2 separate regions of the Homo sapiens genome follow, and region 2 is linked to region 1. The links are chromatin loops, found by intact Hi-C in ENCODE. Cell type or tissue: GM12878. All regions are shown on one strand.

Evidence for each region. Peaks named below come from ENCODE experiments on the same cell type or tissue, not always from the same donor. Only the 100,000 strongest peaks of a DNase experiment are listed, where the experiment ranks them.
Region 2: it touches region 1 in a loop (4-fold over the local background); 1 of 110 quality-filtered maps calls a loop at or near these places.

The regions. Positions count from the first base shown.
Region 1 is chr2:230,586,237-230,594,236 of GRCh38, forward strand. It overlaps LOC112268431 (a long non-coding RNA gene), which reads right to left and starts at 3,420. Exons shown (of 5, transcript XR_002959453.2): 1 at 3,262-3,420. It also overlaps the pseudogene RNU6-451P. RefSeq lists enhancers at 3,018-3,167, 3,328-3,577, 6,415-6,464. In GM12878, a CTCF peak has its summit at 3,344 (motif pointing left); DNase peaks (open chromatin) are centred at 3,125 and 3,525; H3K4me3 peaks cover 2,956 bases; H3K27ac peaks cover 8,000 bases.
Region 2 is chr2:230,947,239-230,955,238 of GRCh38, forward strand. It overlaps a transcript of GPR55 not described here. Among named protein-coding and RNA genes, the nearest start is that of GPR55, 26 kb to the left of the region's middle. RefSeq lists enhancers at 2,821-2,870, 3,081-3,150, 3,341-3,390, 3,521-3,580. In GM12878, no CTCF peak of the experiment used is centred here; DNase peaks (open chromatin) are centred at 943, 3,423 and 6,795; H3K4me3 peaks cover 2,024 bases; H3K27ac peaks cover 8,000 bases.

The DNA.
Region 1 (8,000 bases):
GGTGAGAGGTTTGCTTGTACCCAGGAGACCTAGGCTGCAGTGAGCCATAATTGTGCCAATTTACTCCATCCTGGGCCACCGAGTGAGATGCTGTCTCTAAAAAAAAAAGAAAAAGAAATAGAAGTGTCATCTTTAATGACATCTGTTTACCCCATTACCTTCTACCTTATACAATAATTAACCAACAGAAAAGGGTCTTCCCACAAAAGGCATAAAAGGCCTATCAGGCAGTTAGCAATATACTAAACTTTGAATCCAGGATGCCAAATATAAATTAATGTGGGGGCCGGACTACAGTGGGTGACGTAATAAACTTCACTTATAGTATACATTTTTTCAGTGATAAAGGAATTGTCTCTGAGGCTTTCAAGAAAAGGAAATGGCTTTGTTATTGCATTTGCTATCTCCACCTTATTCTCCTTGAAGTGATTGGAAAAGATCTCACAGGAAATCTCCTTCTTCTGGACCACTGCAAACATCTTAAGGAAAAAAAAATACAAAGAGAAAGTAAACATCAAGATTCCCAGATGCCTTTCCTAGCCAAAACATTCCAGGCCCAGATGACTTCACTTGCAAGTTCTTCAAAACATACATTTAAGAAAGAAAATAACCAATCTTACACAAACTCTTCCAGTGAAGAAAGAAAAAAGGAACACACTCTAACTCACTAGAGAAGGATAGCATAATTCTGATATACAACCTGACAAAAGCATTACAAAAATGAAAAGTAGAGGTTACTATCTCTCGTGGACAGAGATGGGAAAACTGCAACAAAACATTAGCAAGTCAAATCCAGCAATAGGTAAAAAGAATAATACATCATGACTAAGTGAGACTTATTCCAGGAATGCAAGAATTCTTTAACATTTAAAAATCAGGAAATCATGCTTGTTTCGGCAACACATACACTAAAATCGGAACAATACAGAGAAGATTAGCATGGCCCCTGCACTAGGATAACACATAAATTTGTAAAACACTCCATTAAAAAAAAATCAGGAGGCCGGGTGCCGTGGCTCACACCTGTAATCCCAGCACTTTGGGAGGCTGAGGCAGGTCACGAGGTCAGGAGTTCGAGACCAGCCTGGCCAACATGATGAAACCCTGTCTCTACTAAAAATACAAAAATTAGCCAGACATGGTGGTGCGTGCCTGTAATCCCAGCTACTCAGGAGGCTGAGGCAGGAGAATTGCTTGAACCTAGGAGGTGGAGGTTGCAGTGAGCCAAGATTGTGCCATTGCACTCCAACCTGGGCAACAGAGCAAGACTCTCGTCTCAAAAAAAAAAAAAAAAAAAATCAGGAAATGTATATCACCAGATTGACAAAATAAAGGGGAAAAATATATGATAATTTCAATAGATCCAGAAAAAGCTAAAATATAATAAAATATCTGTTCATGATTTTTAACTCTCAGAAAACTAAGAATAGAAAGTAACTTTTTTAATATAATGAAGTATATAAACAAACAAAACCCTATGGCTAACACTATACTTAAATGTGAAATACTAAATACTTCCCCACTCAATTTGAGAACAAGACAAAAATGTCTACTGTCACCATTTCCATTTAACACTTACTAGAAATCCTAGATAATGCAATCAGGTGATAAAAAGAAATGAAAAGAATAAACCCAAAAGGGAGGAAATGTAACTACCATTATTTGCAGATGACTATATACTTGGAAAATCTAAAGAAATGAACTATTAGAATTAATTAGTAACTTCAGTAAAGTATCTGGATTCAAGGTTAATATGCAAAAATCAATTGTATTTTTGTATACTAGCAAATTATAAGTTTAAATAAAAATAGAAAAACAATATCCTTTTCAAAAGCATCAAAACCACTAACAATAAAGGTAAATCTAACAAAAGATGTTCCAGAACACTACACTGAAAATCATAGAACTTTTGCTGAGAGAAATTAAAGAAAGCCAAAATAAATGGAAAGGTATATTTGTGGATTGAAGACTAAATATTAATATGTAAGTTATCCCCAACTGATTCATAGATTCAATATAATTTTAATAAAATTCAAGTGGAATTGTTTGTGGAAATTGACAAATTGATTTTAAAATATAAATGAAAATGCAAAAGACCAAAGTTAGCCAAAAGAGTCTTGAAAAAGAATCACAATGTTTTAACTTCATATAAAGTTACAATAACTAAGACAACATGATATGGGCATAAAGATAAACATATAAATCAACAGAGACTACAAGAAAGAGAAACACACACATAAGGTCACCAAATTTACAACAAAGACACCGCCACATTTCAGTGGGGAAAACGATGGTCACTTCATGAAATGGTATTGTTGGAGCAATTGAACACCCTACCTCATACCATACACAAAAATTTATTTCAAATGAATCATAGACCTAAATATGAAAGATAAAATAGTAAAGCTTCTAGAGCAGGTAGTATAATATCTTCTTGGCTTAAGGTAGGCAAAGATTTCTTGCAAAAGATCCCAAAACACTAACTATGAAAGAAACCACTGACAAATTAGACTTACTTAAAACTAAGAACTTTTGTTCATCAAAAGACACTATTAAGAGAGTGAAAAAAAGCCACAGAATATGTGAAGATATTCACAACACATATCCAACAGAAGACTTCTATGTAGAACATGTAGGAAGAATGTCTAGTAATTAGAACACAAAAATCCCAATTTTTTTTAAAAAAATAGGCAAAATAACAGGCATTTCATAACAAAATACTCAAATGACCAATAAACATATCAAAAAGTGCTCAAAAGCATTGTTTTTCACGGAAATGCAAAGTAAAAGCTCAATGAGATACCACTATGCCAAGATACCACTATCTATTCACCAAAATGGCTAAGATCTACAAAAAAAAAAAAAACCTAGCATCAAATGTTGAGAAGAATATGCTGTTTGAAACACTCATACGTGGCTAGTGGAGTGACAATTAGGACACCCACTTTGGAAAACTGGCAGTGTCTACTAAAGCCACCCTATGACCGGGCAATTACACTCCTAGGTCTATACCAAGAAAAACAAAGCAAAACCAATACAAGAAACCTCAGGGTTCAAATGTCTTTGTCTCACCCAGGTAACATTTGCAAAAGGGTAAGCCAGGATAGGTAGCGTTCCATCACCAGCTATCACTTGCCACTTTTTACCTGATTTCTCAGAGCTTAGTTTCTTCTACTTTACAATATGCAGTTGGCTTTATGACCCAGTTCAAAGAAGTTTTGGAATAAAACTAAGTATAAGTAAATAAATATAAAAACCCACATGGAGAAAGATGACAAAGGAAGGGAGAAAAAGACGCATCCTCTGTTCACTTGCCACCTCCACCTGCTGACTTCCTGGTCCTGCTACTTTCTAGGCTGCAGAGCCCCATGGGGGCTGACACACCATCCGTCAACATCTATGAACTCTCAGGCCCAATGTGGGCTTTCCAACATGGCTCCCAGGGACCAGAACAAAAAGTCTGAACTGACTCACCCAGAAAGTAGAAAAGGGAAGTGAAAGTATTAATATTTCTGAATGCCTCTGTATTTGTGAAAACTAGGCCACAGATAGTGGGGTTTCTCAACTCTTGTGAAAATATGGTAGCCGGGAATTAAGAAGGACTTACAGAATCATGACTGGAGGACCAGAAGAGGGTACAGGCCAAGGAGGAGGAACAGGAGGCCAACTCCAAGAAGTCCATGGAAGTCAGGGGATCATGTGTTTATGCAAAGGAAAGAGGGCAGAAAACTCTATTTGACCAAAGCTGACTGAAGTTGTTTCTAGGTGAAGTAACATAGTTGATGTTAGAGAGAAGTAAAACTCTGTTTGCCTCCTCCCCTTGCAGACATGGCCATGGGAAAAAAAAAAAAAAGGGAAAGACAGAAACTTCCAAGCCTTTCTCAGGCCTATGAGTTGGTGGGGCACATTGTGACCTTGACTGGACAAGTTAGACCCCAAGCATTTGGATATAGGTTGGAGGAAGCTGAAATGCTCTACATCATAAAGTCAGGGGAATGCCCTTAGAAATTTCTGGAAAGCAGGCAGGGAGGAAAAAGAGAAACCTCTGGACCACTGGGGCCAGAGGCAGGAGCCAAGTTGGTAAAAATAGCCAAGCTTTTAAAGATAGTACAGATATAAGGCTTTTAAAAAATATCCCCAGAATTTGACACTCCTCCCATTGACAGGTGGAGTCTGTGTCCCCTTTCCTTTAATCTGGGATATGTGACTGCTTGACCAACAGAATGTTTGAATATGGCAGAAGCAATGCTATGCTGATATTAAGACCAGGTCTTAAACCACAGGAGGGCCCCAGCCAGCCAGCCAGCCATGTGGTGCGCCATATTGGAAGTTGATGCTGCAGCCCTGGTCGAGCTGCCAGGAGATACCCATCTAGAGCAGACACACACCATCTCCACTGAGCTCTGTCCAAACTGCAGGTGTATCACGAAATAAAATAAGACTTTTATTGTTTTAAATCACTGCTTTAGGGTAGTTTTTTTTTTCACAGTAGTATAACTAGAACAGATTTTGAAGTAGGATGCAGTTATAACAAAAACATAAAACATGGGGCATTTGGCTGTGGGACAGAGCAGTGGATGGAAGCCTAAAGGTGTTCCAGAAGATGTCAGTGCAGTGTATGAGAAAGCGAGAGAAACACTAGTGGAATCTGGAGGAAGGAGACCCTTGTTATATAGTAGTAAAAGTTCTGTAAAACTCTCACCTGCAGTCATGGGGAAGTAGAAAATGTACCTAACAAAATCAATGACCTAGAGATGTCCAGGCAGTGGAGCTCAGAAATGATTCTCATGGGATGGGCCAAGAGGATGAGAACCAAGATTATCTAGGTCTTAAGGGGTGAGATGAAGATCCAGCTACATTTATGTTTGTACACAGTGATTTTTTTCACTCATACTCTGATATTATTCAAGAAAGATTTGAAGTGACTTTTTAAAATACTGAAATGTATCAGTACAAAGTTAAAGATAAATTGGAGCAAAGAGAGAATGAAAGTAGGACATGAACTAAAACCAGGGACCAGAACTCTGAGCCGAACTGTGGGGCAGAGACAGGGAGGCAGCTGGGAGCCCCAGGGATGCTAGAATCTAGGGCTTAAGGTGAGCAGAGCCCAAAAGCAGGTGAGGATTCAGGGGCCCCAGGGGTACCGTGATCCAGAATGATGCTTTCCAAATCATGTTCCACTGAATCTGACTTCTGACTGTTTTTTGGTTTGTTTGTTATGTTTTGTTTTGTTTTTGATACAGAGTCTCGCTCTGTCACCCAGGCTGTAGTGCAGTGGCATGATCTTGGCTAACTGCAACCTCTACCTCTCTGGTTCAAGCAATTCCCCTGCCTCAGCCTCCCGAGTAGCTGGGACTACAGTCACACGCCACCACATCTGGCTAATTTTTCTTGTATTTTTAGTAGAGATGGGGTTTCACCATGTTGGCCAGACTGGTCTCAAACTCCTAACCTCAGGCAATCCACCCACCTCAGCCTCCCAAAGTGCTGGGATTACGGGTGTGAGACACTGCGCCTGGCTGACTGTTTAAGAGGAATCCCAGGACATAAGGGTTCTGTGCCCAAATAATGAAAAATGTGGGTCAACGAGGCTTCTATCCTTCTTCTCCTGCACCCCCCACCCCTGGCTTGCGTTCTTGCGTTTCTCTCCCCACAAATTGGGTACACATCCCAGCACGCCAATGAGGACATCTTCACCGGTGGACAGGCACATGCAGGTCCTGCACATGCGTGGGTCTCTCCCTCTCTCTGCCTTCTCCCTCCCTCTCCCTCTCTCTCCCTCCCCCACCCTCTCTCTCTGGCTCTGACTTGTCACTTGTGTGTCACACGTCTCACTGAAGCAGGATGTGCTCCCTCCCAGCAGAACCATCTCTCCAGAGTGCTGCTCTCTTTTGCTCCCAACCATTATGGGGCAAGTTAACCTAAGCAAGAGAGTGGCCCAAATGTGCTGACTTCTCTGACTCCCTTGAAAGAACAAAGCACTTTGGTGTTCCTCAGATGGCTGTTGGGAGGATTAGAACTCTTGTGGTTCAGAAATAACCCTTTGATTCTAAACCCCATGCCCTAGTCAATAGTACTCCTTCCTGGAGTCTTTCAAAAAAATCATTCCAGGCCAGGCACAGTGGCTCATGCCTATAATCCCAGCACTTTGGGAGGCCGAGGTGGGAGGATCACTTGAGGTCAGGAGTTCAAGATCAGCCTGGCCAACATGGTGAAACCCCATCTCTACTAAAAATACAAAAATTAGCCAGGTGTGGTGGTGTGCACCTGTAATCCCAGCTACTCAGGAGGCTGAGGCAGGAGAATCACTTGAACCTGGGAGGCGGAAGTTGCAGTGAGCCGAGATCATGTCATTACACTCCAGTCAGTGACAAGAGCAAGACTCCATCTCAAAAAAAAGGAATGAGGATCTTTACACTATGGGGAACATATCAGATTCTTGGTTAAGATTCAGAATAAACACAAACCTAAGTGGTAAGGCGAGTAAAAGACCTATGACAGAGCACTTGGCTTAAAGAGAGAGGACACTCTGGTTGACTCTGCAAATCCCCTCTGCCTCAGATGACTGCTCCAAGCCAGTTGTGGTCATCTGTCTTCCTCCCTGGTCACTCGCTCATGGATGGTCAGGACTAAGCCAGTTTGCACTGATGACATGCAAGGAGTTTTCCTGGAGCTTCTGTGCAAAACCAGCCAGTCTTCCTCACCCTGCGGCTCTAAACAAGGCCCTGTCTCTGAGCTGCTGCCAGCAGTCATCTTATGACCACGAGAGGAACCACCAACCTCAGGGTGAACATATTCTCATTATTTAGGCCAACTTGAGTCAAGATATTTGTTAACTTGTAGATCCTAACTTTAAAAATCTTCAGAGTTGATTATGTGAGAAGCAAAGGGTTGGGAGGAAATAAAAAGAAACAGGAAAAAATAGGATCCGTTTAAGAACCAGGCTTGGGAAGAAGAAAAATTGTCTGTTTGTAAATGACATGATCTTACATATAGAAAACCCTAAAAACACCATCAAAAAACTGTTAGAACTAATAAACGAATTTCATAAAATCGCAGGATACAAAATCAACATTAAAAGTTCATTGTGGGAGTGAGGACAAGACAGCCAACTAGATGCAGCCAGGAAACATTTCTCCCACTGACAGAAACCAAGATATCATGTAAACCATCACATCTTGGATTGATTTTCTGAGAGAAAATACTGAAAGTGGATAGAGAGGCAACACAGACATCGAGGCTGAAGAGGGAGGAAGCTGGGAAGCCTGCATGGGATTGTCGAGTATCAGGACCAGATCCTAGTCCTGAACAGGACCTAAGAAAGGAACTGTGGGGCACCATTTTCCTGTTGCAGGCCTCTGGGATCCTAGCCACAGGAGAACACAGCGACCCCCACAGACATTTGAACTGGCAGGAGGAACTGTCTGAAGAGTAGGCAGAGGCAGAGTTGGAACCTCTGTGGAGTCCAGAAGGTTTTGCTTGTGGGGCAGCTGCAGCGATACACAACCATAGGCACCTATCCCCCAAGGCTCTCAATCTTGCTCTGAATGACGGTAGACCCTGAGGACCACCAGCCTGGGAGAGAGCAGGGCCTTTTCCGCAGGACTGAAGTGCATCTGATCTACATGCCCCTTTGTATACTGGCCCCTCCCGGGGCCGCTGCCTCACTGCTCCCACAAGAGTATGCACACAACACAGCCTCCACTGCCCTGCCCGAGTGTTTGGCTGGTGGCCTGGGAGCAGTTCAGCCCCCAGCTCAGCCGGTGCTCAACCTAGAGGAACTAGAGGACAAAGCCACGGTCCTGGCCCCAGTTGCCCAGGGTTTGAGTACACTGCTCAGGGGTATTGAGCTGGGATCTGTAGCCTGAGCTCGAGTGGTAGAGGAGCCCCCACTCTCAGACACTGAGAAGAGGAAGGCACAGGTTCGTGCACCAGTGCAGGAGCTTGGCATGTATCCCTCACAAGACCCATCCAGGTAGGGTGTAGGTCAGCCGCAGCCT
Region 2 (8,000 bases), 360 kb after region 1:
ATGGGGCGATCTTACTGAAGTTGGTTAGGTGTGCTGCAGCAGCAAAGCTGGAGCCTGCCAGCTGCACCTTGGACGTGCACCAGCCAACTGGGCTCCAATGCAAAGGGCAAGAGCACGATGAAAGAGCACATTTGCAATCCTAGAAGATTGCATCTAAGTTGCAAGGTATAATTGGGACCCTGGTTACATTTTTAGCTCAGGGGAATAAAGCCCATCCCATACTCTCCACTCCAGTAGGGAGTGTCTGTTGGTCAACTTTATGACCTTTTTTTTTTTTTTTTTTGAGACAGGGTCTCACTCTGTCTCTCAGGCTAGAGTGCAGTAGCCCAATCATAGCTTACTGCAGCCTCGACATCCCAGGCTCAAGCAATCCTCGTGCCTCAGCCTCCCACGTAGCTGGGACCACAGGGGCACACCACCATGCCAGGCTAATTTTTAACTTTTGTAGAGACTAGGTCTTACTATATTGCCCAGGATGGTCTCGAACTCCTGGGCTCAAGCAATCTTCTCACCTCAGCCTCCCAGAGTGCTGGGATTACAAGTGTCGACCACCACATCCAGCCTTTTAGTGCTATTTTTTAAAGTACCATTGTGTTCAACTTCAGCTGGTGCCCCCCCTCCAACTCCTAACATAGCCTGCACCCAGCTACAGCGAGGCTTCCTAAAATACAAATCTGGCCCTGTCCTACCTAAGCAGAAACTCGGCATCCCGCCTCACCAGGCCACGGTGGCTTTGGTGTCTGTCAAGCTCCCCATCAGTGGATGAAGCCTGCAGTGCCCGCCCGGCTCCTTTGTGACATGGGTGTGGCCACTGACTTCAGTTCTCTCCAAGAGGTCTTGGGTGCTGCAGTTGCCACCGCCGCCCACCCCCTGGCCGCCCCCACAGCTTCCTCCCTTGGTGAGGCAAAGCACAGCCCCTATGCTTGGTCTGTGTCTCCCGCAGGCCTCTGACAACAGCTGCTTAGGAGAGCTTTCTCAGTCAGCACTGAAAGGGAACTTAGAACCAGCTGAGCTATCAGCCCCTCCAGGCCTGACTTCCCCACTCAGAGCCTCCCCCACTCCTTCCTCCCTCCCCATCTCCTGACCTCTGGGTCTGGGTGGCTGCTCTCCACACACCTCCCAACCGCACTGACCTGGGGAAGCAAGACAGATTCAACAGTCCTGATTTTTGTTTTCACTAATTGCAAAATAATAATAATAGTAATAAATAAATCAAAATAAACCAAAAAGAGAAGGAAAAATTCTCCCATAGTCCCTACCCTATATATGGAATAGAACCTACTTTCTCTCGTTGCCTTTGAGGCTTTGTTTCCAGGCAGAGCCAGCATGACATTGGCAGGCATGGTGAAGAGTCAGTTATATAATTCGGATTTTTTCACTTAGAGCTGTAGATATTCCTTCCATGCCAGTGCAGAGTCTTCATCATTATCCTTTTAAACCACATAATATTCTATTAAATGTATATGCCAGCATTTATTTAACCATTCCCCAATTATAGGTCATTTAGGAAGTTTTTCCTTCCTTTGGGAATTATTGTTTTAAAATATATTCCCTGAGGGTTGGGCGAGGTGGCTCACGCCTGTAATCCCAGCACTTTGGGAGGCAGGGGCAGGAGGATTGCTTGAGCTCAGGAGTTTGAGACTAGCCTGGGAAACATTGGGAGACCCTATCTTTACAAAAAATAGTCCGGTTTGGTGGCGTGCGCCTGTAATCCCAACTCCTCGGGAGGCTGAGGTGGGAGGATAATCTGAGCCAGGGGGGTCAAGGCTGCAGTGAGCTGGGATGGTGCCACCGCACTCCAGCCTTGGCAACAGACTGAGACCCTGTCTCAAAAAATAAAATTAATAAATATAAAATATAGTCCCCAAAGAGGAATCACTACATCAACAGGCCCTAATGCTTTTATGGCTCTTTTTTTGTTTGTTTGTTTGTTTGTTTTCTTTGAGACGGAGTTTCACTCTTCCACCCAGGCTGGAGTGCAATGGCGCAATCTCAGCTCACTGCAACGTCTGTCTCCCGGGTTAAAGCGATTCTCCTGCCTCAGCCTCTCGAGTAGCTGGGATTACAGGCACCTGCCACCACACCCAGATAATTTTTGTATTTTTAGTAGAGACGGGGTTTCACCATGTTGACCAGGCTGGTTTCGAACTCCTGAACTTGCGATCTGCCCGCGTTGGCCTCCCAATGTGCTGAGATCACAGGCGTGAGCCACCGCGCCCATCCTGCTTTTAAAGTTCTTGATAGCTATTGTAAGATTGCCTTCCTGGGAAGAATGGGGTGGATTCCATCAATTCCCCGGCCTAGATCAGCACTTCTCAAAGTGTGGCTCAGGCACTCTGTGGGGAAGGGTGGTCTTGGGACACTTTCTGGGGATCCACAAGGTCAAAACTATTTTCATAATAATACTGAAATGTTGTTAGTATTTCCTTTTCCACTGTCTTCCTTTAGTGAGTGTACAGTGGAGTTTTCTGGAGGCTGTATGCTGTGTGATACCACAATAGACTGAATAGAGATAGGAGAGGCCAACCATCTTTCATAAAGCCCAGCATCACAGAGATCTGTGGAAATGTAAAAATAATGCTTCTCTTCTCACTAAATTTATTTTTTTTTTTTGAGACAAGAGTCTCGCTCTGTCACCCAGGCTGGAGTACAGTGGCACAATCTCGGCTCACTACAACCTCCGCCTCCCGGGTTCAAGCAATTCTCTGCCTCAGCCTCCCAAATAGCTGGGATTACAGGCAACCACCACCACGCCTGGCTAATTTTTCTGTATTTTTAGTAGAGACGGGGTTTCACCATGCTGGCCAGGCTGAACGCCTGACATCGTGATCCACCCTCTCGGCCTCCCCAAGTGCTGGGATTACAGGCGTGAGCCATCACGCCCAGCCAGTTTCTTTGTTTTAATTTCTAACACAGGAAACACTGATAGATATCTACATAGATAAGAGCTTTTTGAGATCCTTAACACTTTTTAAGAGTGTAAAGGGGTCCTGAAGCCACATTGTCTGGGAACCACTGGCCTGCACATGATGTGGCAGAATGCAGAGTGTGCTGGACAGACCTTGTTCAGCCCATCGCCTACCTGCCTGTCTCCCAGGCATGGCACCCAGGACAAGACGCAGAGCAATTAGAGCAATTGGCTTTTTTGTCTTTTTATCTCTTCTTGCCACTTTTATTTTCTTCTCATCTTCTCTTTCCCCTCTTTTTTGTTTTTCTCGTTTTGCTCTTCTTTCCCGCACTCCAGCCTCAGACCTCATAACGAGAGCTGCACAGATAAGGAAACCTTCTCTGCTTCACATAAGTCAAACATTTTTTCTCACATCTAAATAGAGATTCGCGACACTGGAAATAGGTTTTTCATTATTACTAATATCATTCACAAGAAGTGACATGTGTGGTGTTATGATAAGTACACACGTGTTGGCTTTTGTCCACAGTTTCTGGCTCGGAACCCCCATAGTCCCTGTTACAGTCTCGTGTTATGACAGTGGCTGTGTTAGGCCTCAGGAAACAGAATCTCTCTGGCCTTCTCCAGCTCTCCTTTCACCTGCCGCAAGGCAGGACTCGTATCTTCCCCCGCCTTTCTGATTGTGGGTCTTAAGACTCTCCCCAGAGAGGGTTCTGTCCTATGCCCTGAGAGAAGGAACGCTGACATCATGAAGCTTCCATAAAAACCCCAAGAGGACAGGGTTCAGAGAGCTTCCGGAGAGCTGAGCACACGGAGGTTCCTGGAAGCTCCATGCCCCTTCCCCTATACCTTGCCCTGTGCATCTCTTCATCAGTGTCCTTTGTAACATCCTTTAGAATCAACGGGCTAATGTGTTTCCCTGAGTTCTGTGAGTCACTCCAGCAAATTGATCAAACCCAAAGAGGGCGTTGTGGGAACCCCAACTTGAAGTTGGTCGGTCAGAAGTTCCGAAGGGCCAGACTTGTGTCTGGGTCAGGGATAGTCTTGGGACTGAGCCCTCAACCTGTGGGCTGTAAGACTATCTCCAGGTAGACAGTGTTGGAATTGAACTGGAGGACACCCCGCTGCTGTCCGCGGCTTAGTGGGACAACCCCCCACACATCTGGTCCCAGAATTCTCCTTCTGTGTTGATGATTGTTGTCGTGGTGGTGTGAGAACAGAGGAAAAACATGGTTTGGGAGTGTTTCCCTGAAACAATATGCATATTTTTAAAATATACACACGTAATCAAAGAACTAAAAATGAAAATGAGATTTTTTCATACCAACTTGGCAGAGATTTATTAGATGGCAATGCTTAGTGCTGGCAGATGTCTAGGGAAGAGGGCAGCCTATGTGGTTTCTAGAAGGCAACTTGGCAACACATACCAGGGGCCTTAAAAATAGCCTACCCTTTGACCCAGAGGAGTTCAAAAGGCTGACAGCTCCGCTTTGTACCATTCACAACTTAGAGTTGGCTGGGATCTTGACAACTGAGGGTAAGCAGGGATTTTTTTCCCTTTCATTAGGCCCAGAGAAGGTACATTTGTGGGTTTTTTGTTGTTATTGGGGTTTTTTTTTTTTTTTTTTGTGAGACAGGGTCTTGCTCTGTTGCCCAAGCTGGAGGGCAATGGCACAATCATGGCTCACTGCAACCTTAACATCCTGGGCTCAGATGATCCTCTTACCTCAGCCTCCTGAGCAGCTGGGACTACAGGTACATACCACCAGGCCCGGCTAATTTTTTTTTTTTTAATTTTTTTGCAGAAACGGGGGTCTTGCTATGTTGCCCAGGCTGGTCTCAAACTCCTGACTCAAACCATCCTCCTGCCTCAAACTCCCAAGTGCTGGGATTACAGGTGTGAGCCACCACATCCAGCAAGAGAAGGTACATTTGGAGAGGGAGGGGGGGTTACTAGACCTCAAAGATAGAGACGACATGGTCACCTGAGCTCTCATCAGGACATGTGGGCAAACCCTCCTGCAGGCAGCAGGCCAAGGCCTATAGGGACAGGGAAAGCCTGAGGGCGGGCGCAGCTTGTGTGCCAGGAGCCACAATCCTGGTGAGCACTTTGGAATGCTCCTTCTATGCTAAAGTGCTCTCTTCTTATGCCCAAGCCTTCAGTAATAATATTGGATTAAAAGGTACTACCTGGTCTTAGCAGGTGTGATCCAGAAGTCAGCTGGAGCCTGGCCGTGCCTTGAACTCTACATGAGGTTGGCTCATTGTGAGCCCAGAGGGCTAAGGAAGGCCACAGCCCTCCGTGGGATGTCCTGTTGTGTGATCTGGGGATGGCCAATGCCCTCCCAAGTTTTCTGCACATTCCCAGGGCAGGGCTGCTGACACCTCTACAGCCTCTGCTTTTCCCATGGTGCCGCTTGTCAGTTACTTGTCTACTCTTCCAGGAGTCCTATAGAGAACCCCTGCCCACAAGGTGTCATGGGCGTTTCTGAAGCTCAGGGACTGCAGAGAGACAGGGAGATTTCACATCACAGAAACACAAGCTTCCATCGGGCATCTGCACAGCTGAAATGGCCCACGGCCACCCTGTCCCCAGGGAACATCCTCAGGCCGGCCCCCACAGGAGCCAGCCTCTTGGAGGCAGGCTTCTCTCACCTTCTGCCTTCCTGGCCCTTCTCTCTCCCCCTCCTCTTTCCTTCCTTCCAGCAGCTGAAGCCTCTGCATGGTGGCCCAGGTGCTGGCCGATGTCTGCGTCCTCTGCTCCGCCATTTGCCCTAACAGTTGCCAAGGTGTTTCCCCAGCTATGAGGACCTCTGCTGCCAGTTGTCACCATGATGTTTTCCTCTGTTTCAGCTGGGCCTTGGGGAATTAGAGTGATACTTGGGTCCATCCTTGGGTGCAGTGGCTAAGGAAGCATGCGCACCCCAGAAAAGCTAGTTCCCAGGTGGCCAGAAGGAAGGAAGGAGAGGTGGCTGGCTAAAGTGACCAGCAGCAACCAGGTGGAGGTGGTGGTTGTGTGGATCCTGGAGCATTGTTAGGGGCTTCTGAGGTGGGCAGAATAATCTCCCCTGTCCCAGTATGTCTAGGTACAAATCTCAAGAACTGGTGAGTATGTTAAATTACATGGCAAATTAAGGTTGTCAATGGAATTAAGGTTGCCAATTATCCTGGATTATCCTGATAGGCCCAATGTAATCACAAAAGTTCTTGAAGGTAGAGAGTAGGGCAGAAGAGACAGAGGGATAGGATGTGAGAAGGACTCAACCCACTGTTACTGGGTTTGAAGACGGAAGAAGGGGCCATGAGCCAAGGGCTGCAGGAAGAACTGGCTCTGGAAGCTGGAAAGACAGAGAAACAGGTTCTCCTCTAGAGCCTCCAGGAGGACACAGTCCTGCCAGCACCCTGATTTTAGCCCAGTGAGACTTGTGTTGGGCTTCTAACCTACAGAACTGTAAGATAATAAATTTGTGTTATTTTAAGCCACTTAATATATGGCAATGTGTTACAGCAGGAAGGGGAAATAAACACATCTTCCCAGACACTATCAGGGGACAAGAACCTGGTAAAACCCTGTACATCCTGTGTCCCTCAGCTGATTATAAGGAGGGCATTAAAGAGCAGGATCTCCTAGGAAACTGGAGAGGCTGGAAGCATCCAGCATACACATCTGTCCAGTGTGGATCTTCTTAAAAACCAGGAGCATGAGTAGGTGTGAGTCTGCACACGGCCAGGAGATGAAGGCTGGCAGTCCCCTCCACCTCCCCGGTCTCCTGGAACCACCTTCCTGGTGGGGGATCCCCAAGGCGAGTCCTCAGCCTGAGAGGCTCCAAGGTCTGATGAGCAGGCCTGTGGAGCAAGCTTATGTTAGCTGAGCTCATTCTGGAAACCACAGCTTCCCACTGGCTTCTGATCAACGGACCTTGTCTTGCCCAGGAAGCCAAATCGTAACAGAGGGCTTCTGAGCAAGTTCCGAGATGCAAAGGTTTCACAGCCCTGGCTATGCAGCCCCGTAATCGTGCCCACAACAGCTGCCCCTGGCATCAGGTGGACCACGTGCATCCTTGCACCTGGTCTCCTTGCCCCTTCCCCTGACACAGTGTAGATGGCACTGCCAACACCCCATCCAAGCCAGAACTTTCTCTGTGTTTCCACAGTGACAGAGCCAAGCCCCTGCTCTGGGCTGGCTATCATTCTGTGTCCTGAAGAGGACTCGGCTTAACTCTCTTCTAGTTCATTTTCTGTTGGATTTAAAGCTTGGCTTTCAGACTTCAGTCTTAGTTCCCTCCTTTCCATGCCACTGGCCGAAGCCTCCCGGCCTTAAACTTTTTATTTTTAATTTTTGTGGGTAATAGTAGATGTATATATTTATGGGGTACATGAGATTTTGATATAGGCATACAATGTGTAATAATCACATCAGGGTAAATGAGGTATCCATCAACTAAAGCATTCATCCTTTGTGTTACAAATAGTCCAGTTATACTCTTTTAGTTATTTTCAAATGTACAATTAAATTATTATTGACTATAGTCACCCTGTTGTGCTATCAAATACTAGATCTTATTTATTCTTTCTGTTTTTTTGTACCCACTAACCAAGGCCAATGATCATTACTTTAATAAATGCTTTCTTGAAGGTGTTAGTGTTTTTTAAGCATTCAATTTAGTTTGTGTTTGGAATTCAAAGTTAGCAAATATGGCTTCCATGCCACTTGCACTCTTTCAAAAAAGTCATGACAGACATCACTAATCAATTACTGTACTCTTTCTCCCTGAGCCTGGAGTGTCCCAGGAATCCTTAATATAGTCTTCTAAGCAATCCTCATCCAACAATTGGAATTGGCAAGTGAAAAGAAACTAACATGTCATCCCTTGATGCAATTACAGTTAGGGACAGAGTCATCTTTTGAATTCCTCCCACTATGTTTATCCCTTTACTATGTGACAGTAATCTGTCACCAAGAGCTAGCATCCCAACTCATATACCATTTCTGTGAAATTATGATCTCCATCTACTTTGAGTGGCAAAGAAAAGAATAATTCACAATCCACTGTTGAAATTTTGTCAGATAATACAAACAACAAATGTTGTT